2 separate regions of the Mus musculus genome follow, and region 1 is linked to region 2. Evidence: chromatin loops called from intact Hi-C (ENCODE). Cell type or tissue: left cerebral cortex. All regions are shown on one strand. Links, peaks and the distances in the headings refer to the core of each region. The heading gives the core; the rest is flanking DNA.

Evidence for each region. Hi-C counts contacts between places; a loop is a spot of excess contacts. Peaks named below come from ENCODE experiments on the same cell type or tissue, not always from the same donor. Only the 100,000 strongest peaks of a DNase experiment are listed, where the experiment ranks them.
Region 1: a loop joins it to region 2, with 4 times the contacts of the local background. A loop is called at or near these places in 2 of 42 quality-filtered maps.

Annotation. Positions count from the first base shown.
Region 1 is chr2:52,549,165-52,564,539 of GRCm38, reverse strand. The region is part of intron 2 of Cacnb4 (calcium channel, voltage-dependent, beta 4 subunit); the gene reads left to right. Among named protein-coding and RNA genes, the nearest start is that of Cacnb4, 120 kb to the left of the region's middle. In left cerebral cortex, for the core only: no CTCF peak of the experiment used is centred there; DNase peaks (open chromatin) are centred at 5,917, 6,500, 7,679 and 8,266; H3K4me3 peaks cover 3,217 bases; H3K27ac peaks cover 2,144 bases.
Region 2 is chr2:52,415,020-52,430,394 of GRCm38, reverse strand. Arl5a (ADP-ribosylation factor-like 5A) reads left to right here and starts at 5,521. Exons shown (of 6, transcript NM_182994.2): 1 at 5,521-5,805; 2 at 13,699-13,759; 3 at 14,184-14,331. The coding sequence starts at 5,760. It overlaps A430018G15Rik (RIKEN cDNA A430018G15 gene), which reads right to left and starts at 5,383. Exons shown (of 3, transcript NR_165461.1): 1 at 5,240-5,383. It overlaps Cacnb4 (calcium channel, voltage-dependent, beta 4 subunit), which reads left to right. Exons shown (of 14, transcript NM_001037099.2): 14 at 1-2,075. In left cerebral cortex, for the core only: no CTCF peak of the experiment used is centred there; DNase peaks (open chromatin) are centred at 4,197, 4,993, 5,472 and 6,656; H3K4me3 peaks cover 3,135 bases; H3K27ac peaks cover 1,154 bases.

The DNA.
Region 1 (15,375 bases), core at 2,334-10,333, 140 kb before region 2:
ACAGCCAAGGTACAGGCCGAACCAAGGATTCAAGACAGTTGTGAACTATTGGGTATTTGGAAAGCCAATCATGCACAAGATACTATACTTGGTAATGGGTTCATGTTGTTGACTAAAGTGCTACATATGTGATGGTTTGACTAAGAGTGTCCCCCATAGGCTCATTTGTTTGAATTCTTAGTCATTAGAGAGTAGCATTACTTGTGTAGGAGGTGTGGCCTTGTTGATGTGGCTTTTTTAGAGGAAGTGTGTCACTTTGAGGTTTCAAAAGCCCAAGCTAGGACTGGTGCCCTCCCTTGTTGCCTGTGGATATAGACATAGAATTCCCAGTTCCTTTTCCAGTACTTTGCCACAATTAAATGCTTCCCCTTATAAGAGTTGTCTGGTGTCTCTTCAAAGCAACAAAACACTAGTCAAGATACCATAGGACTCACATTCCCATGAGCTATGGACTTTATCCATCATTTTCACCTGTGTGTGCTCATGGGAGGAAGTAGAGTTCAGAGTAAAGGGTCAGGATAGACAAACCCTGGTTATAGATGGTAATGAATGTATTCAAGGACTCTGGGTTGGTTATACACTGGAGAGAGTACAGAAGAAGGAATCTAAGAAATGAAATCCTGTGCTAGTTCATGTTCGGGATTTGACCTTTATTTTAAAATAGTGAGAAGGCATTAAGAGAACTTTTAATAGAGACAACACAATCTGGTTTTTTTTTTTTTTTGGAAGAGATTTTAGGTGGCCCACAAGAATGGATGGACTTTTACTGGGTATCAAATCCTCAAAGGGAAGGCATACACACACACACACACACACACACACACACACACACACCCTAAAAGTAGTACAAAATAGAAAATTTCACAAATTGAACATTAATACCTAACCCAACCCCAAACCATTTATCCTCTGGAGCAAATCTAGAATCATTGGGTGGAAGGAGCCCCACATTGGTGGGAGGGGTCTGGGCCACACCAAGTAGTGCTTTGGTAGCTGATTCATCTGTGCTGGCTCAGGATTCATCTCAGGCTGCTCTCTTCCTGCTTCCCACTCCTGCTGAAGCTCTGCAGATAAAAGGGATTACGTCCCATTTCTCATCGGCGTTTCTCAAAATGTGAGAGCTTCGAGCACGGCCTTCTCCTTGGTCCAGGTCTTGCTTCAGAATGTCTGTGGAAGCCTGTCATCCTCCAGTTGGCTTTGTGGCCACAGCCATTTCTTGATCTGAGTGTTCCTGGTCTTACTGTGGCTGTGAGGAGCAGTCAGTGACTTACAGCTAAAGCTGGAATTGGAACCTTAGTAACAGGATGGGGAGGGGAGCCATGGAATAATCTCCTAGGTGTGTTTTGGAAAATAAATAATATAGCATTTATGAAAATTGTGGCATTATAGGACTTTTCCCCCAAGAATTTGACTCTTTTTTTTTTCCCAACAGAAATTTGAGAAGGTAAGAGATTCTGAGTAATATGTCAATCATAGGGGAATCTGTCACTTTCTGGCAAGTTGAGTAGGCCATGGGTATTTTTATTTTATATACCTTACCTTCACTCACTCTTTTATGAATTATGAAGTATTTTCTTCTGAATCCATCAAACATGACAGGGAAGAGGGGAACTGGTCCACATAGTCTTACCTGGGGTATCTCAAGAGTTTTCTGTCTCTGCCTCTTTATCCTTACCTCTGTCTTTCTATTCTCCTTTCGCCTCCTAGTTTTGATCAGTAGTAGCATTTGCTATAGGGTCTTCCTGAGGGTGCTTTCCTAGGCAATGGGGTGGGATGTGTGTGTGTGTGGGGGGGGGGGTAATAAAATAAACAATTGGAGAGGCTAACATGAGATCAGGAGAGCACACCAGAGACCAGAGATTCTGGAGTGCTGGGAGGTAGAGGCACTCCAGGGAACATGCCAACATTAGCATAAGGAGCCATCATCCACCAGGCCAGATAAAGCAGGTAGGCAGCCGGAAGGAGCTGGCATGAAGCTAAGTAGGGCAACAGGAGGCAGGATGCTAGTCTCAGCTTTGGTCACAGAACCCAGGCACCTAAGTGGGAATTGACAGGATCAGGCGTGTATCAGGTGCAACTATTTGGAAATTTACTCCATAGGCAAAGGGTTGTAGAAGCTGTCACTATGCACAGTGCACGGTGCATGTCCTTCCAGGAGCAGCCTATACACCTCTGCTTATACTCTACTTACCTTAAACAAAAGCCAAGTCTCCCACTCTGTGTCACTTGTGCCTTCCATGTATTGCATTAGCGCATCAGCTCCTGAACTCACCTGTTACCTTATGGTTACAGATGAGGCCCAGAGGGATTCCAGAACATGCCTGGGTAGTAAGGACAAACCCAGAACACTGTAGCAAAAGCCCGACAAGATGTAGAATCCCACATCTGTTTTTGAATTTTTCTTTGCTTATTCCCCTTTCTTCTATGTTGCCACTACCTGTCTGGGGAAGTCAGGGCAGAGCCAAAGCTATAGAAGCCACATTTGCACTACCCCACAGAGATCTAGATGCAAGGAATGCTTAAGTGCTTGCAGAGAAAAGGAGAAAGTCAGTTAGCAGAGCATGGACAGCATCAAAATAGCAGTGTAAGCCCAGGGCTAAATTGCCAAAGGGCTTGAGCTTGTATTCGGTCCATAGAGCCAACAGGAAGGCTGGGCGTCCTGTCTCCTCTCTCTGGACCTCTCAGAGTCCTGCCATAGAATATATAATTACATTGACTTAGAAGAGTTAGGTTTCAGAGAAATCTGGCAGGAAAAAAGTGGGTATCAATTTCTTTTAAAACTTCTAAAACTGCTCCAACTGTCTTGTTCATGCTTACCCACAATTCACAGCATGCCACCTTACTCTCACCTTTCTGTTTCCCTCTGTTGTCCTTACCAAACATTAGAGGATGAAAATCCTGGGTCTGCTATTTTCCAGAAAACCTCACAGATTTGCTGAATCACAAGGCTCAGTGTTTGGTAAAGAAGGCTAACTTCTCATAGATCACCAAAGCTAGAGGAAGAAATTTTGTCTTGTTATATCAGGTGGTTTGGTAAGGGCCTTGCCATTTCCTCGACCTTACCAAAACAGTTGAGACATTTGTCAAACACCAACAAGCAGCTCTCCAAGAACTGTGTAGGATTTGTACATAGAAGCATCCTGGTGGCGCCTTCGTGCAGAATCTTCTGACTCGGAGCCACTGATTTAAGGAGAGGTGAAAGGAAGTGGGTTTGTGGAAACCCTGTCAGGAGAGCACCCTCAAATTGGGCTAGCCTCTGTGGGAGGTTCTGTGGTTTTGGAAGCCACTCAGCAGCGAGAGAGAGATGTGGCACTGAAGAATACCAACACAAGATGAGCCTCAGGGATTTCCGAGAATCCCAGTTTAATGTGAGGTAGGAAATCAGAGGAGGAAGTGATGTCGTCTTTTCAGCCTGGAAAACTCAGTGTCAAAAGTGGGAGGATCCCATCTTTAGTTTCTTTGCATTTCTTGCTGGGGGTGGGGTGGGGGATATACTCTTAAACTTTGGCTTTTGGAATTTGAACCTGATGGAGCCATGGGACTCCTTTATCGAAAGCTGGGGACTTGAGACGGTGTGAAACAGGAGGCTTTGAGGGACCTTTCAGAACTTCCAAGCCAGGCAGAGCATTCGGGGACAGAGATGGCCAGTTCCCGCGTCCTTCTAGAGTTCTAAGTTCCTTTTTCTGTTGATGCCCAAGAGTCCCAGAAACAAGTCCCTCACCAAGGTTCTTCTGAACTCTGGGTTCAGCATGCATACACACATTCATATACAAGAATATATATCACATATACACATAGAATTGGAGAGGGGAGGGAAGGGGAGGGGAGGGGAGGAGAGGGGAGGAGGAGATAAAGGAGGAGGAGGGGGAAGAGGAGGCTTTGAAGAAATCAATTTATTTTTTTAAATGTCTGGATTGAATGACTTCTGGGGTCCCTTATTGGCTTGTGATTCTGAGTCAGACATATTTCTCTGATTCCTGGGAAGCAGGCAGAGGCAGCCTTCTCCTGCCACTGTCACTCCTGCCCTTCCTGAGCAAGAAGAGTATGGGTTTGCAAGGAATAACACAACTGCTGCTCTTGACTCTGGACCTCTGGACCCGCAAGCTAGCCTGAGTCAGATGGCAGACTGTTGTATGAGATACTCGTGATGCAAGCTCCTGCTCTGGACAACCCACCTCTTAGGCCTGGTGTTAGCATTAGCAGATAGTGCTAGATGAAGGGGGGCAGTTGAGTCTTGCAGGATTTCTCAGCAGGGAGTGTTTCACCCATTTTGGTCAATTCTGAAAACAGACCACTTCTTTTTTCTCTTTTTAATGGACTCTTGTTTAAAAATAATCAGGAAACAGCTATACTCTCAGTTGCAATAGTAAAGTAAAAAAACTATCCTGGAGAATTTGAGGAAAAAAAAAAAACCTTGTCTTCGCTGGAGTTCCTTATTGGCTTGTGATTCTGAGTCAGACATATTCCTGGGTAGGCACAGACTCAAAGATGATAGCTATCCTGTGTGAGTTTGTCATCTAGGGAGTCTGGAGGACCCAGTCTGGAGGTCACCTTGCCATCTTCTAGATTTGAAAGGGATTAGGTATTGAGAGATGCAAACGTGACTGAAAGCCAGCAGTGGTTGGACCATCATAGACGTGGAAGAAGGGATGTCAGCTGCTCTCAGCTCTGGTAGCTCTTGGGTTACTTTTGATGACTTGGTTTGCTGCTCTGGACTTAGGCCTTTCAGACTGACTGGAGGAATGGCCTCCTTTCTCAGGTCTGGGCCGGTGACTCCTTGCTGAGGTCCTGTGAGCTACAGCCAATGACTTCTGGCTGACAAAGCAGGGTTGTTGCTGGTAAGTGTTTATGTCTCACTTCGGAGCTGCAAAGTTCTTTCTCCGAGTTATTTCTTCCCTCAGAGTCTGAAGCCCGCAGAGGCAGTGCCTGACTGGCCTAGGTCAGCTGGTAAGTTAGTGGCAAAGCTGATACGGCGTTGCTGGGTTATTTCTTACCCCATGATTCATACAGTTTCTCAAGATGATGCTATTTGCCCCTTACCAATTTCTTTCCAATTTTAGCTGGATTCTTTTTAGTGTGGGCTGTAGGTTTTCCTGGGTCAGGCTGCAATCTATTACTGGTGAGCAGACAGCCATAGGTAAGTGGGGGAACTCTATCTCAGGTGACCCCATTATAGAATTTGTCCTCCATCAGCGTGAGGATGGTGTGGGAACAGAGGGTTGGGGTGAGACCTTCCTGTGTGACTTGTGGGGAAGGAGCAGCAGTGTTCGGGATTATTAGAGATACGGGAAATAGTGGTATAAGAAGCAGAGGGAGGAGTCTCGCAGAAGCATAGTCTGTTACTTAAGAGGAATTTTAAATAAATTGAACTAAAAGAATGTTCAATTCTGCACCTAAAAGTTGAGAGGTTTTGGCTACCTCTACAGACTTCACTAGTGGCACAAGAGTGTTATCTTGCCAGTAAGGCAGAGAGAGACACTGGTGAAAATATGGAAAACTTTTCCTATACAAATGCCACAAACCTTACCATCTGGTATTTTATCTACTTTCCTTCATTTAGATTAAAATTTTCTCTATGACTTAGTGTCCCTTAACTTAAGTCACCTCTGCAAAGTACAGATGTTGGATGGAGATCGGTGTCTGCCTATGCCTGTCTTTATGAAATACTCAAAAAATAAAACCTCTCTTTTGCTCCCTCCTCCAACTGTGCATTTAACAAAGAGGATGAATGGCTGTAATTCGAGTATCTGATAGCCCTCCTTCCTAAACATTGAAACAGCCTTTTGGCTACTGCTAAGTGTTCGTTGTAGAGCTAGCAATGCGTGAGAAACAGGAAGCATCTCTGTGCTGGGTAGGATGCTCAGAGTCACCCTCCACTCTCTCAGGGAACGCTCTTCAGCTGACTGAAGCAGGGGAGCTGAGCCAATCAGAGGCCGCTTTCCTAGCTCTGTCACCAGTCTGTGCTTGAGGAAGGCTTTTGCTTTTTATGCTCTGTATTGGAGAGGCAGATAAAATGCCAGGTCTGCATGTCTCTGGGGATAACCTCGCCCTGTATGATGTGAACGAATAACATCTTGCCTGGTAAATCCACAGGAATTGATAAGGCAGCGCAGCTCTTCCAAAGAGGCCTTTTATTATTATTATTTTTTCTTTTAAGCTCTAGCTGTGGTTTCTGCAGCAATTTTGTTTTTGCCTTAAAAGAGGTGCTGTGGATTATTACACCTCCATGTATGACAATTTGTACCTGCATGGAGTTGAAGACTCGGAGGCTGTAAGTATTTCATAGATAGCCGGTTCCCTCTCTCCTCCTCTTCCTCCTCCCACTCCCCCCTCCTATTTCTTAGGCAACGCAGGAAACATGGAGCTGAAAGCCAACAGCATTGGGGTGCTTGCTGGCAGCTGTGTATGCTCTGTGTAGTGTGTAGCTAACTGAAATCATTTATTGTCAAGCAAAAGGGCAATTAACTTGATAGCAAAGGCATCTAAGAGAATAGGTTGTTGGGATTTCTCTGTGACCAGGGCCAGGGTTGATTCATGATGGGTAACTGCCCCTTGTAGACTGGCTTAAACTATGCAGAAAGTGCTGTTTTTTCCAGTAGCGGGGTTCACGGGAAAGACTCGTTCTTTATATAATAACATTGTTTGTTGAGCTAGCATAAATGGAAGGTCCTCAGCTATAGCTGTTATTATGTGCTTACTGGCCAGACAAACAGTGTGCTTTCTGCTGCTTCTTTGTTAAGGAAATGAGATGCAAAGGGTCGCGCACACAATACTCCAGTGCAGAGGCGGTAGGTGGTGTCCCTCTACTCTGCCCTGGGAGACCGAAGTGAACTCATGTGTGTTTGGTCTTAGAAAACTGGACTCCGGCCCCTGACAGCTCAGCCTCCTGCAATGTTTCACCATCAGGATGAGATGATTTTCTGCAATCCCCGAATTTGTAGCATAGTATGCTGTACAGTTTACACAGAGGTTAAAGCTGACGGCTGGATGCTTCATTTTTTTTTTTTTTAACTCTTGCTGGGGGCAGCACCTGTTTCTGCATCACTTACGTAGACACCTTGCAAGGAAGGATGATGAGGGGTTGCCCATGGGACATGCTGTGGGGCGTCTGAATTTTATGAGTATAATGCTGTGTGTGTTGCCACATTCAAAACAGAAATGTGTTATATAAGGGTCTCTGGCTAAATCACCCAATAAACAGATTATAGCAGAAAAAAAAAAAGAACCCTATGGCATATGTCAGTATAGCAGTATGCATCATAACTGCTGTCCGTGAAAGATAGCTACCCTTGGGTCTCAGAAGGCTTCCCATTTTCCCTTGCTGCCTGTGTTAGCTGTAACTCTAACTCTTCTCCTGCAAACTCGTTCTGTGTTCCACCCAGCGTGCTTCAAGTGACCAGACTGTCAATTCTTTGCAAGGGGCCATAGTTGTGCTGTTGGGGCTTGAAGTCACGAAGGCCTACTCTGGCAGGTAGGGTTGAGGGATGGAAGAGACTCTAGGAGTTCAGTCAAGCAGCTATTCACAGCTGGGCTCTTCAGGAGGCCTGACTATCTTCTTACACTCTGTCTCCCTCCACACTCAGTTATGAAACGTCTGATCCCTCGTTGAGTTGTAAGTTTTATTTCTGACCATGATTTTTAAACTTGGGAAGTCAGTGTTGCTTTGAAGTGGATCGGAGTTTGTTGTCGCTCTTTCCAGAAACGCTTTTAGAAGCCAGCTGCCGCAAGCAGCGGAGTCGCCTAGGAACTAATGTGAGCAGAGTCGCCTAGGAACTAATGTGAGCAGCCCCTTCTTCTCTAGAACTGTGTAAATTTCAGATGCACCAGGTCAGAGGGGAAGCATTCTAAGTACAGAAACATTTGTCTTTCCTTTTGGTCCAGCCTCTCAGGACAGCAGGTTTTCCTGTAGGGTGGGATATGAAGAGTGTCCTGGCCTGACTTACCGGTTAGAGCCGATGGCGGGTAGGGTTAGGTACTGCAGTGGTGCGTTCCTAGTGACTCAGTGGTGGCTAGCAGGCTGAGCTCCTGGGGCCGTGTACATCCACAGAGGTGGGCAGAAGTGAGGAGCGATTTGGGGTGGGATGGGGACCATGGTACATAAAGCAGAGGGGAAGACGAAGATGTTCGGAGGGCTGACCTGACCCTGAATGCTCATTCGAGTTTATTTGTTTTTATAAGGAAGAATAATGTGATGTGTTACCCGAGATGGTGTGAACAGAGCTTCAAGCCAATGGAGACGACTAGGCCTAAATAGCTGAGCCGGTGGAGTGCCAGATAAAGCCACACCTGGAGTGCCACATCCCCAGCCGTCTCTCTCAGTGCCAATGCATTGATGGCTGTAAGTGTGGGGTTTGCCCAGATCGAAGCCGAGCTCTTGGAGTAGGTCTGCTGGATAGGTGTGTGGAGAGGCTTCACTGAGGCGACCAGCTGCAACCCGAGGATAGACAGGCACTAAGAGCTGAGAACGGCGTGTTCTCTGGGTGGGGGGCTGGGGAGTCCCTACGGCACTGTGCTACTACTGCAGAGCTTGTGGGGTGCATGGAGCTCAGCGTATCAGACATGCTACTAGTCAGTCTGTCCACGCAGTGAGACTATAACAGGTCATCTTGCCTACAGACAGATGTTTTACGCTAAGAATAAAGTCTTGATATACACTGTCAGCATGTCTTGGCTCCATGGTCTAAGAGAGATTTAGGCACTGTGGTGGGGTATTTTGTTGTTGTTGTTGTTGTTCATTTGTTTTTTTGTTTGTTTTTGTTTTTGAGTCTGACCCACAGATAGATATAAATATAGATGTTATCCTTGTAGGGCCCTAGTTTGAAACCTGAAGCCTGTAGCCTCTGTCTCTCACTACACATGTAAGAAAGGGCAAAGAAGCTTGCCAGAATGGTTTAGTAAACACGTATCATATTTTTAAGTCCTGAGGAGTCTGTTTGGACAGGTCTGTTAACTTCTGTTTTGGTTACCAGACAAGTAGCAAAGGACCAGGACCATCTCTAAGTATAAGAAAATACAAAAAGGTCACTCAGTGGCCCCCAGCCAGGCCTTTCTTTCATCAGCGTAGGGGAGTTCACATAGACTGCTACATTACTTCACACTTTTGTTTTTTACTGAAGATGAAAACCAGGGACTTGTGCATTCTAGGCATGGGCTCTAACACTGAGCTACGTCCACAGCCCACATTACTTTGTGAGTCACCTTAACACAGATAATGCAGTATGCACCTAAGATGTGTCTATGCCGATCCTGGGCCACTTACAATGGGTCGTGTACACAGGCTGCCATTGGCTTCTGTGTAAGTGTTACCCAGCACTCTATGTTTACTGCTCCAGTATATCTTAATACAGGTCCTGGTGGCTTATTATACAAATAATACACTTTTTGTTTGTTTTTTAAAGAGAAATGAATAAGGAGAGTTGAAAAGCAGAAAAAGTTGCCCGAGACCCACTACTCTCCGATAGTCAATGCTTATTATAACATGCTGCTTTTGGCCGTCATGACATATATATCCTTGCAAATAGATTGTTTTCAGCCTGCTGCTGTGTGTTACATGCTGGTCTGTTAAGTGTTGTCCTCACCTGACTAAAGATCAAGCACACTAACACTGACACCGGCCTGTGCAGAGAGTGCTCGGCACAGCCATATAGAATTCCGAATGACCTAAAAGAAATTTAGATGCTCAGAGTATTTTGCAAAGTGAAGCCAGGGCTAACCATACATACTAGTTGGTTCCATTTTCCCCAGCTCTTCCATTTCCAAATGCCCAAATTTTAAAGCATTGAAAGAGAGAAACTTGGTCATTTTCCAAGAGAAAAATGATCGGGTCTTAATTCAAAGCACTTATTACCCAGGAAAATACAGTCTTTAAATATTGAAAGAAAACATAAAGTGGTTATCAATACCATTAGAGATAGTGATGAGAGATAAAGGGAGAGAAAATTGTACCAATTATAATGTATATGTTTTGTTTGAATGCATGCGTTTAAATGTCTATGTACTGCATACTATTCTAAGAATAACTATATATTAATTTTTGAAGATATTTGTTTTCAATAAGCTGTATAACTATGTGTGTCTAAACATCTGTGCATCCACATGTGCATATGTACTGTGCAGTCTCATACATCACACACATTCCTATGTAGATATGCTTCATGCTCTGTTAACTGATGGTTTATACTAAGCGGCAGATTTCTAGCACAGAAGTTTGGAGAAGGAAAATTATTATTAACTGCCGTGGATGTGAACAAAGCTACCCAAGAGGGTTGAAAAGCCACACTCGACAACAGAGTGAAGGAATTCCATTTTAAAGTTGTTCTATGCGAAGATATGTCCTTGCGCTTCTTAACGAGGAAGATAAACTTCAAACGGAGGGGTGATGTGTTTAAGGGCCTCCAGAAAAATGTCCTAGAGATACTTAGGTTTGGATTTCTCTTGGAAGCAGGCAGACCAAGGCCTTTATGCTTCTGGGGCAGAGAGTCTTGACTGTCCATTTCTAGAGTATGAAAACTGGTCTGTAACCGAGTCTGAAGATGGGGTTTTGGCATCTGTGGCTAGTGAAGTAAATCAAGTGCTTATGGTTTGTATGAGAGATCTCACGGAGACATGTAGGTGTTTTACTTAGCTGAGCTATTGTGGTAATAAGCCAGGGTCTGAGAAGTAAATGATGTACATACCCTTCCTTCAATCAAATTCCTATAAATTCTAAAATATGTATAGGAATGCTTTCCATACTGAATTATGATGATGCTAAGAGAGAAATTCCTTAAATTTGACCAGAGGCCATGAATTTGCCCCTCCTGCTACTTCCCTGTTTGTTTTCCATTTTGGGGTGATAGATAGATGAGAGCGTGACTCTCAGTCATCCCATCAGCTCTGCCCAGGTGCTTCTGTGTTCTCTCCTGACAGCTTTTCTCCTCTTTAGACTACAGTGGCTCACGGTAAGCTATTTTTGCCTTGAATGACTCAAGTGCTCCTGGGAAGAACTCAAGGGGTTTATCTTGGCTCACGGTTTCAGAGGGTTCTTGGCCTCATGTGTTTGGGTAGAACGTCACTGTGGCAGCAGTGCATGGCAGAGGAACATCTTCATCTCATGCTAGATAAGAGGCAGAGAAAAAGGAAGACAGGAAGGGCCCAGGGTATGGTTTCTGTGATCTACTTCCTTCAACTAGGTCTAAATTCCTTCCTCTTACCACTTCTTGATAATACCATTATATTATTAATCCATGAGGACAAGGCTCCATTAGTTAGACAAGAGTCCTCAGAATCCAGCCACTTCCTGAAAGTCCATCTTCTGGCAAAGAAGCCTTTTGAGGGATCTTGTTCACAGTGTAGCATGACTGAGTCCAGAGTTTTATAATACCATGACTCCAGTTGTATGACCTCAGTAAATGCCACATCACTCTGTGGAACTTAGATCTGTGCGACACTCAGTAGAAAGTCAGCAGTGACTATGTAAACCCATCATAAGGTGAAGGGCCCACAGGTTTCCCTCTGCCTCTGTCTTTCTTTTCCAATGACCTTCGTACTGGGTCAATAGTCATTGTCATTCTGTTCTCCATCTCTTCTTTAACATCGCTTCTCTGGGTAAGCAACTGGAAGGGAAATAGAGAATAAAACTACACTGGTTATCATTTTCCATCTCATCTTGCCTCTCCCATTTGTCCTTTCAAACAATAGTCATATCATATATCATAATCTCACTCAGGTATCAGTGGACTTAAGTTGAAGATTAGACCCAGCAAACTCTACAGAGCTATATCCTTAAAAACCAGGCAGACTTTAATGCTTTTAGCATGTTTGTACCAGCCACAGGAGCTGTGAAAACAGCAATTTTAGTAGCCACCTTACAATGAACTCTTTTTGCTTGAGAATTTTTTATGCAACCCTGGGTATATAAATCCACAAAAATAGATACCCAATTTAAGAACTTAACTGATAATAAATCATAAATGTATTTTCAAACAGTTGTTTTGGGCTGGCAAAATGGCTCAGCAGGTAAAAATGCTTGGTGTACAAGCCTAATGATCTAAATTCAATCTTCATAAACCAGATAATGGTGGACTGAGAGAAAAGGTCCCACAAAGTTGTCCTATGCCGGCCCCCATATGTCCACACATACATAATTATGCATATGTGATAAAAATGCAGAATGTCTTAAAGCAATTCCTTTGCTATACATATAATTTCACCATCTATTAAAGACAAAATCAAATTTGTATACTCATTAAATGAATATACTTGTTTATTCTTTAATTTTTTTCAGTTCCTGTCTTTTGTTAACCATTACCTGTTTTCTGGTTTGTTGAAGTAGTTAAGTCAGACAACACTTGCCACAAGTGCTGTCTGTCAAAGTGACTGACAATGAAATCTCCAGTACTACATTTATCCGAAGGACACTCTCGACAAAGGCAACTAATTTTGCATTTTTAATCCACCTTACAGTATTTCAGCACAGCAAACCCAGCCTTTCTTCTGTGCTTATTCTTCTTGGGAAAGAAAAACTTCTCCCTTTTCTCAGCAACACCATGAAGTCTCAACACAGGATGAGGGGTGGAGTCACTATGAATGCTAAGGTTGGACAAAGTAGGGCATCATCCAACTGCTTACTAGCAGGGAACAGCCTTTGCTGATCAGAAGTTAATTCCCTCCTTAACCTGGATCTTAGGTTTTACATTTTCTGTAGCATCTGAGGGTTTAGCCTCAAGGGAGATTACCTGTCTTTTCCATAAGGGTCTTTATGATAAACTGCATGCTGGTATCAGTTTCTGCTGTTTACTTTTATATAAAGAACTAAGCTGGGCATGATAGCACATGCCTTTAATCTCAGCATTCTGGATGTAGAGGCAAGTGAATCTCTGTGAGTTCAAGACCAGCTCTGTCTATATAGTAAGTTCCAGGACAGCCAGGGCTACATAGAAAGATGCCTTTTCAAATAAACCAACAAGCAAACAAACAAGGGAAGAGAGAGAGAGAGAGAGAGAGAGAGAGAGAGAGAGAGAGAGAGAGAGAGAGAGAGAGAGAGAGAAGAAAGAAGAAAGAAAGAAGAAAGAAAGAAGAAAACAGAAAGAAAGAAAGAAAGAAAGAAAGAAAGAAAGAAAGAAAGAAAGAAAGAAAGAAAGAAAGAAAGGGAGAAAGAAAGAAAGAAAGAAAGAAAGAAAGAAAGAAAGAGAGAAAGAAAGGGAGAAAGAAAGAAAGAAAGAAAGAAAGGGAGAAAGAAAGAAAGAAAGAAAGAAAGAAAGAAAGAAAGAAAGAAAGAAAGAAAGAAAGGGAGAGGGAAGGAAAGAAGGAAAGGAAGGAAGGAAGGAAGGAAGGAAGGAAGGAAGGAAGGAAGGAAGGAAGGAAGGAAGGAAGAATCCTTTTTTCATGCAGAGATGGCTCAGTGGTTGAAAGCATTGGCTGCTCTTCCAGAGGACCTGGGTTTGATTCAGCACTCACATGGTAGCTCATGTCTGTCTCTGACTCCAGTTCTAGGGAAATCTAACACTCTCTTATGGCCTTTGCAGGTATCAGGTACTCACGTGGTACAGAGACATACATGCAAGCAAAACACCCCTACACATAAAACAATGTACAAAACAGTTAAATCTTAGGGGAATACACAAAGGCACAGTACAAAATGCCAGAAGTATATTTAGGACCATTTCAGAAGTTCTTGGAAATCCCAAGACAAAAATCTATGTGAAAAATTTTAAATGAAACTCATTAGCAACTTCACACAGCAATTACAAAATTAAAGCATTCTAGCACTATGCTACTGATCGAAAACTTCCATGCTGAGGAATAATAGAAAAATTCTCAAAGTCTGGTTTCTGTAATTAGACCATTATTCTCTCATTGGAGGGGGTGACTGTTAAAACTTGCAAGTTCTAGCCTGCAGTCGTTTGGAATTCGTGCTGAGGTGTTTCAGGTAGGTTCATTGGCATTGAGTGGTAGGAGATGCTGGGTTCGAGGCCACAGTCAAGTTGCATCAGGCAAAGGGGAGTGTGCTGCCAGAAGCATCACCCATCATTACATGTTAGATCCTGAAACCTTTGGTTATGTGTATTCAGAAACTTGTGCCAGGTGTTTTTTTGTTTTTGTTTTTGTTTTTGTTTTTTTTGTGATAGCCCAGCCTTACACTGGATTGTAACCCATAGCTGCCAAATGTGCCTTACACATAGAAGACAGAACCCCAGAGACCACAGCTGAATGGGCAGACCCAAGAGAGTTTACACTTCGTATAAAATAATGACAGCAGATAGGGAGTTGTAGATGTTTATAGCCTGGGCTTTGAACCATTTAAGTTGTTGGAGAAAGTGAGGCTGAGGAAAATCTCAGCTGTTGTTTTTACAGCACATATTGGTTTATAGAAAGAAAGTAGCCTAGACCACTGTCGGCCATTTATGAGTGCTAAGTCTAGAACTTGCTCTCACTCTGTATTTTCTTGTCTTTGAATATCAGTGTGCAGTATTAGTTGTTGGCTTAGATACTTAACCACTGTCAGTATTTCACATGTCCTGTGTTTTGTCTGATTTTTTTTTTATCTGTTGTAGAAGTATTCAAAAAGGTTCACACTTAAAGCAGGATGTTTTGAATGGGTTTAGAGCTCCTGCATGTAATTCCAGGTCTCAGAAGGCTGACACAAAGAATTCATGTGTGTTCAAGGCAAGTTTCTGCTTGGTTAAGAGCAAAACAAAGTAACTAAAACAAATGGAAACCTAACTAAAACAAATGGAAACATTTTGGATTTTCTCTTGCACTCATGAGAACCGAAATGAACCCGATGTGACTATAGACTATCGGCAACCCTGGTCAGGAGCCTGTGGTGTGGACTCTGATTTTACCTTTGCCTCTTACATCTAACTCTCACCTTTCCTTTTTGCTTGAGCATCATTTGGAAAAAGCTTTGATCTTCAGTGTCACCGCTCTGGTTACTGTTGTTGAGCTTTTGATGAATGATAGGACTGTAGTTTAAAGTGTTTCTTAGAGCCGCCTTTAATCCCAACACTCGGGAGGCAGAGGCAGGCAGATTTCTGAGTTCGAGGCCAGCCTGGTCTACAAAGTGAGTTCCAGGTCAGCCAGGGCTACACAGAGAAACCCTGTCTCAAAAAACCAAAAAAAAAAAAAGTGTTTCTCAGAATTTTTAAGTCTTTGTAAAACTTAATTCCTTTTTTTATTTTTATACTGAACATGGGTATCAACTATGAAAATGTAAAGTTTTCTTTTTAATTTTTTGCTTTACAACATAAGATAGTAATGCAGTCTAATAATTCAGTGACTGAGGGAGGAGCCTCAGTTCTAGTCTGGTATTGAGTCTAGCTCCCCAGTTCTTAGCAGTGGCCTGAGTACAGTTCTTTCTCATTTTTCTTATTTTTAAAAAGATTTTATTTATTT
Region 2 (15,375 bases), core at 3,355-11,354:
TGCAGGAAATCATGTAATAAAATGTTTATCAGTTCCTTACATCTTTAAATATTGTCAACACTGTAACTGTTAAGTTACTTACTCCAGCTGTGTCTACCTGGCAAACAACAGTCCTTTTCTTTGAAATGATAATGATGATAGAATCAGGTAACTTAAGAGCTGCTGGACAGACATTAAGAATAACTTCTTGTTGAGTTAAGCAATCTGGTTTATCAAAATCGTAAAACTGGCTTATATGGGCAGACAGCTACAGCATTCAGAAATTACTCTTTAAGGTTTCTTCTTTTGTTAAAAGGACCTTTCTCCAATGAAATAATCCTCTGATAGCAATGTCTTTACTTGTGGATAACTTAAGACAAAATGCTGCATGTAATGAAGGTGTATCATGAGAAGGTTAGGACGTATCTCATCAGATAATCTTAATTAAGGGCTGTAACTCCTATTTGCCATAAATACATATACATAAGAGGGGATAGTGCTAACTAAGACTTGGGGAATCATAACTTTTCATGAAACTTTCTTTTTGGTGGATGTAAAATATTCACAGGAAGATGGAAGAAAATGTTACCAATGAACTTATAATAGCTTAGGGAATTCACTGATTCTTCCTCATTTGAAAGTTATAAAGAGTTAAAATGAGAACTGAGAAGAGTAGCAGATCGTTAGCGTTTCAAGAGTCTTGGGTTATATTTTAAATATTTAAATCTCCCAACAAACAGCTCGATCTGTGTTTACGCAGGGGCCTTTCTTGCCCTGCCTGCATACTACTACATACACTTCATGGAAATCAGTGTGGATTCCATACACACAGGGCATCCCGGATGCGGGGAAATCGCTGTGAGTTCTGTTCGCACAGGGGTGTCACACAGGTGGGGGTCATTAACGCTATATTGTTGCATACTATTTTTCATATGCCTTACAATATTTTCTGGAACGTTATTAAAACGAAAGCATTTTATTGCCAAAATAAATCTATGTTGTTACTTCTGCATTAGCAGTAGAAAAATAATGTAGCAAAAATATATATTGTACAGTACAAAATTATAGTATATATATATATTTTGCCAATAAATGAAAATAGATTGAGGAGAAAGAAGCACATTTGTTATAGCACAAACTTACAACAAAACCCACTGTTAAATTTGGCAGTCCTGTTTTTTAGACTTATGTAGATTTGGTTCTCTGTCTTACCAATTTATTTCATCTCTCATATTTGTAATTCTGCTGCTTGATATTTTCCAGCAATTTATTTCATAGCCTTGCAATCTGTGAGTGTAATTTACTTATTTTATTCCTTTACATAAAACATATGAACTTTATTTTGTGTTACGACTCATACTATATTATTCTATTTTCTGTTCCTGTTTCTTCTCCTTTGGTAACAGATGGCACAGCTGGTGAGCTCGCAGGGCTCCTCTGGCCTTTGGATGTTCGAAAGTTTATGTTTTTCCCAGCCTCAAGTTAGAGATCAGTAAAATGTCCCCATGGAAAAATATTAAGTAGGGATTATTTTTGTTTTGTTTTGTTTTGTACTTGATACTATTTGAAGCATAAATTAAAGCTATTAGCTGTATTTTTAAGAGGTGGGAGGGATTAAAAATAATGTTATTAATAGGACACATACTAAAAATAACTATGGCAAAATGATATTAAAAGATACCCCCATTCTGAGGGCTGTTGATATCCCAGGCTATTCCTGTGTCTCTGCTGATGTGGTGGGGGAAATGCCTTTGTCAAATAACTTATTTTCCTTTGCTTATTTATTTCAATAATTTGACCCTTTCATTTTTGTTACATAGATATGCGTAGCGTTCTACAAGGCATGCTGGGGAAAATACACTATGCAAATGTACTGCATGCTTTGTTCTCCCTCCGCTTAGTGGCTTTAAAGAAAAAAAATGTGGTGTTATTTTTGTGAACAAAGACATTTAACAACAACAACAACAAAAAATGCAGAGTGCATGAATACAGTATCCTAATTTCTATGGGTTGTTTTATGGAATTTAAATGTGTACAAAAACTGCATTAATTTTTTCTTTTATATAATAAATGAAAAAAAAAACACAGAAACTAGCATTCTACCTTTCATTTATATTCTGGAAATATACAGAAATTTCCAAATGCCGTAAATCATAAGCAATATTCCTGCAGCTTTTAATGGAAAATAAATTTATATATTTACTCTTTAAAGAAAAAAAAAAGATTCAATGGAGTGACTGATTCCTGATTATTCTGCTAGATTCTATGGGTTCCCTCAAAATAATGTTTTATTAGGAAAGAATGCATTAGTTGCACACACATATAGGAAATAGATTATACTAAAATAAATGTGTGAAATAAGGCTGAATGTAGAAAATATACTAGATAAACCTTAATGTTCTGAAGACACCCTTAAATGGTGAATGTAGCAGTTGCCAAAAGTTTCCAGAATGATAGGTTTGGAATTATATGCTTGGTATTTAGATAATGACTGAGCCTTTCTCACACACCCCAGAGTTGGTTGCTTATGTACTATAACAGGATTGGAATTGGACTTCTCTCTCACAGTGGTATACAAGAAGTTCAAGGGAAATATGTAAGATATCTGTGGAATTAGAATTACACAGTGATGTATTATAGCCACAGACTTTATCACGTTGAATTCATTTGAGCTCCCTGAAAAGGCAGGCAGAGTATAAGTTAACAGAACCAACTGCGACTAAGAAAACCAAAAGCTCATTGTCACTTTTCTCCTCTGGAGTAAATTTTTTTTTAAAAATACATGCATCAGATACTGTCCAGCCAAGTAATGACCTGAATGAAACATGCAAAGCGCTGAGTAAGCACAAGGCATTGGCTGTATGAATAACCCTGTTATTGCAGGGGTCTGACCTAAGACCATCCCAACAACCAGCCAGCAATCTGAAACTCCCAGGAGGAAAACAAAGGTTCCTTGCTGTTGCCTTAACAAGGTATACACCTGAAGCTACCTCTCTAGTTCTTAGCACAGTTCCATTGGACTATAGAAAGAAATTTCTTGTCTTTTCCTATAGCATACAACGTCAGTACAGTAATTTAACTATAGACTCTAACCACTGTCTTCCAGCAATAACTATAAGTTATTCGATGTCCCTGTGTTCAGATCTGCTATCACATCTTCTATGCATGACCAATACAATTCTATTAGATTTAGAATATTGCAAATTATTAGTGATGTCTACTTTTTAATACTCCTTTGTAGAACATCAAACTTGTTTCAACTGGCAGTTGCTCTCTTGGTCAAAGTCCTTAGGCGCTTTTAAGACTGGTCTCAGTTCCGGCTTACTCTTGGGCTTAGCACCTTTTTAACATCCAAGCATCTACTGATGTCCTAGGTGTGTTTTTACTGACTGAAGGGACCATTTTACATTAATGACTCCTGATCCTTTGGGGCAATTATCTGGGGATCCTTTTGCAATAATCCTGGTATGATTTTTTTTTTCTCTAGAAACTATTACTAGTCAACAACCTAGGGTTTCACCCTGTATGAGTCATATGGAGGTAAAGACTGCTTCCCTAATTCTAGCCTCCCTGACTCCGGAAGCACACAGCTGTGTCTTCATGGTAAGAGACTGTCCCCCTCTTATTTGGCTATCCACTCCCTCTGGAGTTGCCTGGGAATTGTTTTTGCTAAGGAGGGCAAATACAGAGCAATGGCAAAGCTCACTGTTTCTCTTTAGTTCCACAGGCTGTTTCCCAGTATCTGGAAACAGTTGTTTCTTGTGTTGTATCCAGTATTCTGCTTGTTAACTGTAGAATGGTAAAGCACATGTTTTACTCTCTCCTGCCTTGAAGCTGAGGTCTTTCATGGCATTTTGCTCATGACTTTAAAAATGGATAAAATATTTAGAAGGTCTCAGAAGGAAGAACAAAATGTTTGATATCCCTCATTAAAGATTCCCAGTTACATCTATAGTTAACAATTTTGTATTTTGTCTACTAAAGTCAGCCAAGATTCTACTAGTCAACTCCATCCCCCCTTCTGTGAGGGACACTTGGAAAATAGCCTAAGAGACCATTTCCTTAATAGAGTTCTAAAACACAGATCTCTAACTTCATGGGTAAATGTAGGTCTGGCATACATTAATAAGTTGCCAAAGACATGTGGGAATTTGTAAAATGACTCAGAGCCGCTAAAGCCCTGCCTAAACTGGATGGGAATGGAATCACTAAAGAGCTCATGTAAGTTGGTTATGCGAACATTGATCTTCTAAACAGCCCACTGGCTATTAAGTATATCCAGATCTAATTCTCCTTTATGTATGCCTCCTCTAAGACTGGCATTTGAACGCAAGCCCCCAAAGAAGATGAAGAACTCTTTCCCATACATTGAGCTATACGGTAGTATATGGTTAGGAGTCAGGCAGAGTATAGTGCTTCATTTCATGTGGCTGTTGAGGATAAGGTCGGGAACAGCTCGAAAGGGCCTTTCACAAGTCTCCCACATTTTTCCGTCTCTGCCTTTTTTTTTTCCCTCCCTTTTACAAACTTAAAGAGGATAGAAAGAGATGATGCTGATTCTACTCTTTTTGTTTGTTTATGTGTGTGGAAGAAGTAGACAACCCCAGTTTCTCTTTGAGTCAAAACTATCACAGTCGTCAGTTAACCTCAGGAATCGACCCTGTTCCTACATCAGGAATATGGAGATCTAGAGTCTACCTGTTTAGCTAAAGGGAACTAAAGTAAACAAAAACAAAACACAGGCAAGAACTCTTCGTTCGGATCAAGTTCGCCAGCGATTACTTATATTTTACTTTTCAGCCACTTATCCTGCGGGGAGTGGGGGTGGGGGTGCGCAGGGGCGCAGAGCTGGACACTCGCATACCAGGAGGCACAACTGTTTAAACTTTAGGCAAGCAGCAGAATGAAGAGCACAGACAGCATTTGGCCATCTATTTAACATGATGGTGACTCCTGAATGAGAGAAAAAGACGATCATATCGTGAAGACCAGTGAGTTTCTTGTCTACAGTCTTTTTGGACTCAGCTCAGACGGCTTTTGTGCCTTAAGATTTTTAAACCGGGGAGATACTTAAGGAAAAGTGTTCTAGCCAAGAGTGGCCTGAGAGCAGAGGGAGATTGGAGAGGGAAGAGCGCTGAGAAGCAAAGGTAGAAGTACGAAAAACCGCAGCGACAAAAAAAAAAAAAAAAAAAAAAAAAATAGGCCAATGATTTCTGCTGCTTGTCAGGGAAAATAGGCTCTAAAGAGACTTAAAGCTTACCATCGTCGGGGTCCAAACCTGGCACTTTTGGAGTTGAGTATGGTTACATATTTGCATTGTGACTTAGAAACAACCTCAAATCCCCGACATTGGCGCGCCTAAAGCGCCGCAGCCTTCCTTCCACTGACCCTCCGCGCCGCAGAGGCCTCCCAGCCCCTCGCCCCGCCTCCAGCCCCCTTGCCCCGCCTCCAGCTCCCTCGCTCCGCCTCCGGGCACGGCGCCTGCGCAGTCCCCTCGCTCCGCCCCGCCCCTGCCCGAGCCACCGCCGGAGAGGAGCTGGGGGAGGACGGTGGCCCGCGAGGTTCGAGCAGACAACGCGGCGGCGATGTCCGCGAGCCAGGCGAGCGCCGCGGCGGTAGCGGCGGGGCCTCGCGCGTGGCTGGGCGGCCTGGGCTGCGGCCTCCCCGCGGGTCCCTGGAAGCGGGCGCGCGGCCGGCGCGGGAGCAGAGGCGGAGGCCCCGGCGCGTCCTTCTGCCCCGCAGCCTGAGCCCGGGAGGCTGGAGGGCTCCGCTGCCCGAGGATGGGAATTCTCTTTACCCGGATCTGGAGGCTGTTCAATCACCAGGGTGAGGCTGGGCCGGGCGGGGAGGTCCCGGCCCTTGTCGGGCAGGAGGGTCGCCTTTGTCTCCGGGGAGCTGGGGAGAGGTTCCTCCCGCCATACACCCATTTCTCCGATTTGATCGCGAGCGCAAAAGGTGCCCTGCCCCACGCCGAGGGCCCAGCGCGCTGCCTGGCCTGCTTCCATCCCCGTCGCCTGCCCGCAATTGTGTTTGGGCCGCACGGGCAACAGCTGGGGTTCTAGAGTGAGGACCGAGGGCCCTGACCCTAGCGGCGCCACCGAGCCCACGGCTTGCAGAATGCGGAAAACTGGAACTAGTGCTGGATCCGTCTGGTTCGCTTTGGGGGGTGGGGGTGGGGGTGGGGGTGGGGGGGATGGGCGGGGAGACCCTCGCTGCGGAATAGTGATGGAGTGTCTCTCCTTTGCGCCGTTTGTCTCAGTGGTAAAGGTCAAGCCTAAGGTCGTTTTCTTTCTTAGGTTATTAGAAGGTTTTGGGTTTTGTTTTGTTTTGTTTTGTTTTTGGCCCTTGTTAAAGTGTTTCGCTGAAAGCTTTTAAAAGCCTGCCTCGGGAGGCAGGCTTCATTAGCATTAGGTAACTAGCAGGTTACTGTGTTAAGTTCGCCTAAATGCAGACATTTGCCACGGAAAGGCATAGGGGATTTATTAAAAAAAAAAATTACAAAATGGGTGTGTGATACTGGAGAGAATATGGTCCTAACAGAACTACATAGTTACTGAAATGAAATATAGTGCTTTTTTTTAAAAAAAGCTCTACTTGCAGTTCATTCCATCTGTCAAGCACGTACAGTTTTTCTCTTGTATAAGCTGGTAGCGTTGTCGCACCCCCACTTTTTCCAGTTAAAACTTAATGAACGGTGGCGCCTACTATTTAGAAGGAGCAGTTGCCGGGCTTGCTCCTCCTCTGGGATAGAGCTGGTTTTATGGGACTTGTAATCCCTAGTGGGTTCTGCTTTTTTTAATAATAATTTTTTTAAAAATGATACCTAAGATAACGGTACTAAATGAAGTGGAAGGCAATAAAGAGGATATTTCCATTAGCTCTGTCTGGTCAGCAGAGAACGTGTGACGGGGTAGTGGTTTCTAGTGGCTTCATAATTCTGTGGGTTTAGATACTCTCACCTAGCACAGGAGGGATTTGTGGGGTCTACAGTTTTTGAATATTTAATCTCTAGGTTTGAAGTACTAAAGGTTACATTGTTGTAGAACTGGTGATATTTGTGTGGGTAATAAGTGTTCTTATTCTAGTTCTGTCCTCTACAGTCTTGAATTTAGTGAGACTAGTGTTTCAGTTCTGCTTTGGTTTAGAAAGACCTTTTGCTTTAAAGTGTCTCTGGTACTGGTCTCACTTTCTTCTTTGAGTCAGTGACCAAACCGTTGCTGTAACTTAAAAAATGAATTAGAACTTTAAAAGAAACTCACCTAGTTGCACATGATAGCAGGAATGCATTGGTAGCAGCACAGATCTTGTGCTCTGCATTTTGTAGTAGCATTTGCCTGAACGTTTACTCAGAGTTTGAAAATTAACAAGAGGATTAATAGAGTCCAGTTCCTAGGAAATTACCAGTCAATAGAGTGAGATCGTGAAGAAAAAAAATCGTTAAATGGTCTCTTCCCAGCTCAGTAGCCTCACGGAATTCACTGTCACAAACACTTGTTGCTAGTCTTGGACCTGTGGAGAAGGGGGCACATAAGTTAGGTGTGTCTTCGATGCTTTGTTTTACAGAAGGATCAGCACACGTTTCTATACTCTTTTCATGGAGAGCTGCGGAGAGAGGCTTTGGGTAATTGCAGAGTTTGCTATATCGATGAACGCAGAGACTTAGCAGCTCTGGCTTCTCAAAAAGCAGCTGCTCAATTAAAGCTGAGCTGGTGAACTGCTTGCTGGGCCCAGAAAACCAGAGCTATGTTTAGGTGGGGCACAGATTCCGGAGCGCTCAAACTTTATTCTAGATACTGCCATTTATTGACACCATTAAAAAGTATTGTAGCTGGGGCTGTAGCTTAGTTGGTAGAGGGCCTGCCTCCCTTTCACCACACCCATTCAAGAGATAACGGGATGTGGTGGTGGGGTCCCCTGTGATCCTGTCACGTAGGATGCACGTCCTTGGTTACATAGTAAAGTTAAGGCCAACCTGGGCTAACATGAGATTCTGTCTCCGAATATTTTCCTGGAAGAGAGGAAGCAGGCTCGAGTGACTTCTGTCAGACAATTGGGAAAGGAAACAAGTGTGTTGATGCTTGTTGATCTTTTTAAGAAGCCACTGTCAGCTTTTCTGTCCCCTCTTTTCTCCCTGTTGACTGAGTTGTGAATCTTTAGCTTAGATTTAGGTTTGCCAACAATGACTGTATCTCTAGAACTTGTTACCAGTGTTTGGTTTAAATACCTTTCTAGGGCAGCAGTTCTCAACCTGTGGGTCTCAATCTCTAAGACCATGGGAAATCATTGATTTTTTTTACTTTTATAACAGTAGCAAAATTATAGTTATGGAGTAGTAACAAAAATTTATGGCTGAGGGGGTCACCACAACATGAGGAACTATGTAAAAGGGTCTTCGAATATGGGAGGCTGAGAACCACGGCTCTGGGTGTTGGGAATAAGTCGGAGAATGAAAGAGACAAATCCCCTCGCCTTTACAAAGCGGCTTGTTATAGTCCAGGGCAGCAGAAAAGAAACCCAGCCTGTCTCTATAGATGAAGGAGCACTTCGTAATTCTGGTGACTTTTGCAACACTGGTTCCAGTTGTTCCATCGGGTGTTGGTTAATCTGCCTCAGTTCTGTTCCTTCTAAAAACTTTCTTCTTTAAAGATGCTCATTAGGGCTTTATTTATTTAAAATAATAGGCCTGGGATGTTAAACAAGGATCTCTAGTGCCAGCGTGTTCTCATCACCCCTACCCCCACCACACACACACACACACACACACACACACACACACCTTTATAAAGAATGTGGTAGGTGAAGGAAGATCCTTTCCAACACCTACGTAGACTGTAAAAGGTTGTGGAGTTTCCCTCTTGGCAGCCTTGCTCCTCCCTCTGCTCATTGGTTGTTAGTTAGGAAAGGAACCAAGTTATGAATGAGTGCTGGCAAAGGCACAGGCTGTGTTGGTCTTGTGTTGGAGAAGCCACCTCAGTTCCTGGTCTTTTTTTCAAGGGAGTTCAACCATGCAGGAGTGTACAGCAGGAAGGTGACTGGACATTGTACGCTGTCAGGAGCTGTCAGGACGCTGCCTCTTAGCTCCAGGTGGAGCTCACTGGAGGGACCTTGGGGGAGGAAATGCTCGTTCCTGGTGACAGTGTGCACTCTGGACGAGCTGTTTGTAGCACATGCACCTTCACCCTTGGTACCTGGGGCTTTCGTGGCATGGTGATTACTTTTATCTTCTCAGCAGGACCTCGCTCTAATCTGTATGAGACATTTTCTTTGTGAGACTTCCCAACCTCAAGTTAGTGTGTGATTTCTGCCTCCTAATGGCTCGCTGATTTTCATCTTTGTTTCTCATTGTTTTTTCCTCCCTCGGCAATGTCTTCAAAGCAAGTCTTTGTTACTGAAGTTTTAGCTTAATCAGGTGTGTCTGAATGTTTGATGTTGGGACGCAACTTGTCATCTACAACGTTCATGCTCAGAATTGCATGGTCAAATTTTACCAAAAAAAAAGTAAAAAACGTCATAGTGTTTTAAATAAATTTATGGCTTTTGTGCTGGGTCATGTAGAATTGACATGCCTGCCAGACCTAGACTTAGTAAGGCTAAGTGATATTTTGAATATGAGATGATAGAGGTGTTTGTGTTTTCCAACTTTATGTAATTCATAGAGATAGAAGGTTTTTAGATGACAGTTACTTTTAATTGTTTTGATTAGTTTACCAAATAGTTGTCAGATACAGACAACCAGTGGACTAGTAGTGTGCCTGGGTGTGTCAGAGAAAAGGAAGGAGGAAAGAACCATGGACAAGAAGTATTTTTATGACAAAACAGTATTGATTGGTAAGGTAGAGGCCAGGTCAAACTCTGAATCCCAGCAGACAATAATGGTGTGTTTGAGCTTTCCTGAGTGCAGGAGTGCTGTGGGGGAAGGCCTTCTAAATGAAGTCATACAAACAGCGATTGCAGTGATTCACAAATGTCACGGAGTTGGAATGGCCAAAGTCTGATTGACATCATTGCCTCCTAATATGTATTGTATGTTCTGTGGAGTATTTGTCTTGAAGCACATTGTAAGATGGAATTCTAGCACTGCAGATCTACATTCTCTATAAAGTGTTGCTATGTCTAGTAAGGAGGAGTGCAGAGTGAGGAAACCGTAAGAGTGTGCGGGAGTCGATTTACTATTAGGACACATATGGATGATCTAATTCTGCATGGGGATAAACTGACTTGTGACTATTGCGTTGGCACCTTTATCTCTTAACCTCTTACACAACTCTGTTTTAATGTTACAGTTCTCATTTTGACTCATACACCCTATCTTTGATTTAGGAAGCCACCAAAACAGTCATTGATACTTTCTTGTAAGCACATTTCCATCTAGTAGTTGGAAGTGAATTCTGTTTGTGGACAAGGCTGTGTGAGCGAGGGATCTGGATTACAGACTCCCCCAGGTTGAACTTCGAACGTACACGCACACGCACAGGCACACGCACACACACACACACACACACACACATGAGTCTGTGGCTCTTTGGAAAATTTAAGTTTTGCACGTGCTTGACTTCAGTTTCTTTTTTTTCTTTCTTTCTTGATATGTCATGATTGCCTTTTATATTACAATAGCTTTACAATCCCTTTGTTGATATGTAGTCTCAGATGGGGTGTGTATTTATGTATTTGGTGGTGGTGTAGGACTTGGATAATTTTGTAAAGTTAAACAGAAGAGCAGTGTCTCCGGAGTGGAGAATAGTGCTAGCAACATTAAATGGAAAGTCGGTGGATAGTCTGGAGATGAGGTCCACAGACAGCTGTCTGGATTCCAAGAAAGGAATTAGGAGCTTAGGATTAAGACATTTACCCTTTGTCACACTCATCCCTTCTCACCTTGTTCGCTGTGATGTGATGTAACCTCCGGCTTCCTATCTGCTTTACCAGCAGGGACCTAGGAGGACATGTGGCCTTCAAAGCCTGTCCCAGCGCCTTCTTCCCTTTCCTGCTCTCACCCAGCCTAACCTTTGCCTGTTAGGGCTTCCTCAATCCCAGTCTTGTGGAACATAAAATAATGGTTCTTTTCACGAGCTAAATCTATTATCTAGCTGTTTTTCCATCTTGGATAGTCTTACCTGTTAAAAAACTTTACACCATGCCTCCAGCTACTGGGTCACACAATGTATCCTCCACCATAGCTCCCACCTCTGGGTTTGTTTGTTTGTTTGTTTGTTTGTTCTAGACACTCTATCCTTTCTTTATCTTGTATCCTGAGAAAATGATTTTTTTTTGTGATGTGAGCCTCTTCCCCTCTGCCTTACTTTAGCATCTATTGCTGCATAGTGTGTCTGCTCAGTATGCTTGCTCGCTTGCTTGTCCTGCTCAGCACTTGCCCTTGTGCGACACCTCCCTCCCATGGAGCCAGATGTGATACCCTCCCCCATGCTTTCCAAAGTGGGTTTGTTGTTGTTGTTGTTGTTTTTGAAAAACAGTGGTTTTAGAATCAGGATCACAAAACAAAGGCAAAGAAGCAAAACTTGTGTACAAACTAGAGGAGGGGTTTAACATGAAAGGTATTGTTTTAGAAACCAGATATAGATTTCCTGCCAGTATCTCCTCTTATTCAGTGTGTGTTTAGAAGCTCAATTTAGAATGTCATTGGAAAGAAGGGTTTTTTTTGTTGTTTTTTGTTTTTTAATGATTATTACAAAGAGTCCTATCCTATTTAACAGTAAGCTGGCATTCATTTCGACAGCCTGTTCCCTGGTGACCAAGATGCTCCAAGGGACCCTCTTTACAAACTCAGGTTAATCTTTAGAGGCAAAAGGATTCATTACCACTGAGAACGTTTAACATGATATGCCTCACACTCTGCAAGCAAGAATGACAAAAGCATTTGAAAAGTTACAGCCCTGCGACAGTGCCTGCTTATAGCTTCCGTACTTAAACAGATACTGTTGTTTGCACACACATGCATGCTTAAGTCATTGTTTATATCATTTGCGGTAGATTCTTGTATTTTGTATTACTTTTGGACTGGTCCTGTTAAGTTTGTAATGTTTCAAGAACACCATTTCATTGATGATTATAAATATATTTTGTTTCTGAGAACTAGAAGTCCGTCTAAATGTTGACCTGTAGCTAATCATGAGGATAGTACAAAATGGATTCCTTCAAGTTAGAACTAAGCTGATATTATAGAAAGGTTCCAGTTAGTTTGTTTTAAAGCTGAGCCTCACTCTGCAACCTTTGCTATGTAAAGTATGTTAGTCTGGAACTCCCCTGCCTCTGCCTCTGGAGTGGTGTGATTAAAGAAGTATGCCAGCACATTAGCTGAAAATCAGTATTCAACTAGGAAATTTTCTTTTTGCCTCAATACCTTTGTAGATGCTTGTATTAACAGAACTGAAGAAAGCATACATCGTACAGCGGCAAGGCTGGAGTGCTGATATTTGCAAGTAAAATTAGAAAGGGTCAGCTGTGCTAGTGAGAAACCGACCTGGAAGAAAGACTTCTTCCCTAGCTAGAAGAACTCAGCTATCTAGTCCTGACGCAGACTGGTCCCACTGTGAAGTACATTCATGGTCATGAAGTCTGTAACATTTGCTTGGTTGGAATCCCACATTTCTCAAGAATTTTCTGATTTTTGGATTTTCGAGGCAGAGTTTCTCTGTGTAGTCCTGGCTGTCCTGGAACTCACTTTGTAGACCAGGCTGGCCTCGAACTCAGAATCCGCCTGCCTCTGCCTCCCGAGTGCTGGGATTAAAGGCATGTGCTACCACACCCGGCTGAGTTTTCTGATTTTAATTCAGCCAAAAAATATACTTTCCTCTGATGGAATTGGTCATTGCTGACTTATTATAATAACACTAAACCATAAATATGTACTAGACATAAATATTATTATAACATAAATATTACTAAAACAAATATGTAATTATTAATATATACAAAAATGTGTGTGTGTGTATGTGTGTATATGAATCTATGTATATATCCATAACAGCTGTTGGGTTAGTAGTGAATATAGCTTGTAAGTGTTAAACCAGGTTAGGGAGCCTGTGTTGTCAGTCAGGTGAGTTTGTTGTTTTTTGAGATCGTGTCTTACCACATTGCCTGGCCCAGCCTGAACCTCTGATCTTCCTGTTAACCTCTCAAGTGTCTGGAAGCACAGCCATGGCCACCATTCCTGGCTTGGCAAGCTCCTTCGTAGCATGTGTCTTCATTGTACTTGCTGGTGTTCTCCTGGGGCAGTCATTTATGTGTGTAACTCTCTGAGGCTGTGGACTTGGGGATGGTAGCAGGATTGAGTTTGCAGAGTCATTAGATAGAAATTTGCCCATGGAACAAACTCTTCTTTTTCTGCTTCCTTTTCACACTTTGCATGGACATACCCAAGGGATGCCTGCACTTCCACACGTTGAACTTCAGTAACTTAAGTCATTTGTAACTGTTGTGACTACATTTGAGGATCCTTTGCTGAGCATAGACTTCCTTAGGCCTAGAAAGAGAAGGTGCTTCTGACTGCCTGGAGAGATTGTTGGAAAGATGAGAAGTGGCCGTGTAGAATGAGAAGAGGCAAAGAAAGTGAGCTTAACAACACAGTCCTTGCTTGATGGAGTATCTTTTGAGCTCTAGGAAGGCTAAAGAGTGTTGTGTGCTGACTTATACCACAGAAACAAAGAAGAATAAAGTGTGGGATCTCTGTGTGTGGTAACTCTCTGCTGGTTTTTATTTCAGAGCACAAAGTTATCATTGTTGGGCTGGACAATGCTGGGAAGACGACCATCCTTTACCAGTTGTAAGTATTAACTGCTTAAAGTTTAATTTTGTTGTTTCTAGTTATTCTCTGTGCTTTTGTGGTATTTGATGGATGAAATCAATGAAAAGTTATGTGGATGCAAGCAGACTAACCGTAAGCCAGAAGCCAGGGACTGTGTGCTGAGCTAGAAATTCGCACGATACCAGGCATGCTCATTGTTTTGCTTTGATCCTCTTGTTTTTAGAAAACAAGGTATCTGTTTATACACTTTGCCTGAATGATCTGTAATATTCTAAAACCATTATTTATTTGAGCTCTTTTATATCTTTAGCTGAATCATTGTGTGAGCGCAAAAACAAGGGCAATTGGGTCTGAGTTAGAAGCCATGTTGACGTACCTTGATGTAAGCATTGGTGAGATGAACTAGCTTCCTCACTAATTTTGTAAACTTTTCCCCTCCTAGTTCCATGAATGAAGTCGTACACACATCTCCTACAATAGGAAGCAATGTGGAAGAGATTGTGGTTAATAATACCCGTTTCCTGATGTGGGATATTGGTGGCCAAGAATCACTTCGTCCTTCCTGGAACACGTACTATACTAACACAGAGGTAACATTCCTAATGCTAGTGCTTGCATGAGCTCCTGAGTCCTGGAACACGTACTATACTAACACAGAGGTAACATTCCTAATGCTAGTGCTTGCATGAGCTCCTGAGTCCTTGAGAAGCATTGGGTTCGAGTCATTACAGTCTTTAAAAATGGAGCGTGAGTACAGTAGTCTTCTATTCCAGTCTTGACTCAGTTAACGTTGAGTCTCTGTAGGGAGAGTTGGTGGGTGATCAGTCGGTTGTTTGTCCAGTAGTTACTCTTAAATGACTTGCATTTCATGATTTCTGATTGCATTTCCTTCTTGATGTTTATATGTGTCTGAGTGGGAGAAATCCCAGCCAAGTAACGGACTCTTATGTGGTTTGAGTCCTAACCAGTTTTTGCCGTGTATTGTCTTTTATGTAGTGTAGTTGCAGCTGAAAAATCTTTTAATCATAAAGCATTTTACACATAATCATATGGTTTTATTTACATGTTACATTCCAAGAGAAAATTTCAAACCTATGACATTTAAATTCATCATCTTCGCCTATAAGTTGAAAGATTCCATCAGTTCTTTTTTAGTGTGTATTGTAAGGCTTTAAAAATATTCTGCATATGTGTGTGTGTGTGTGTGTGTGTGTGTGTGTGGCGCGCATGTGTGTATATATGTGTATTAGCTGGTTCTTGGAGAAAATCAACAAGATAGATAAACCCTTAGCCAGACTCATTAGGATGATGCATCCTAATTAACAAAATCAGAAATGAAAAGGGAGACATAACAACAGATCCTGAGGAAATCTAAAACACCATCAGATCCTTCTACAAAAGGCTATACTCAATAAAACTGGAAAACCTGGATGAAATGGACAACTTCCTAGACAGCTACCAGGTACCAAAGTTAAATCAGGATCAGATTAACGATCTTAACAGTCCCATTTCCCCTAAAGAAATAGAAGCAGTCATTAATAGTCTCCCAACCAAAAAAGCCCAGGACCAGATGGATTTAGTGCAGAGTTCTATCAGACCTTCAAAGAAGACCTAATTGCAATTCTCCTCAAACT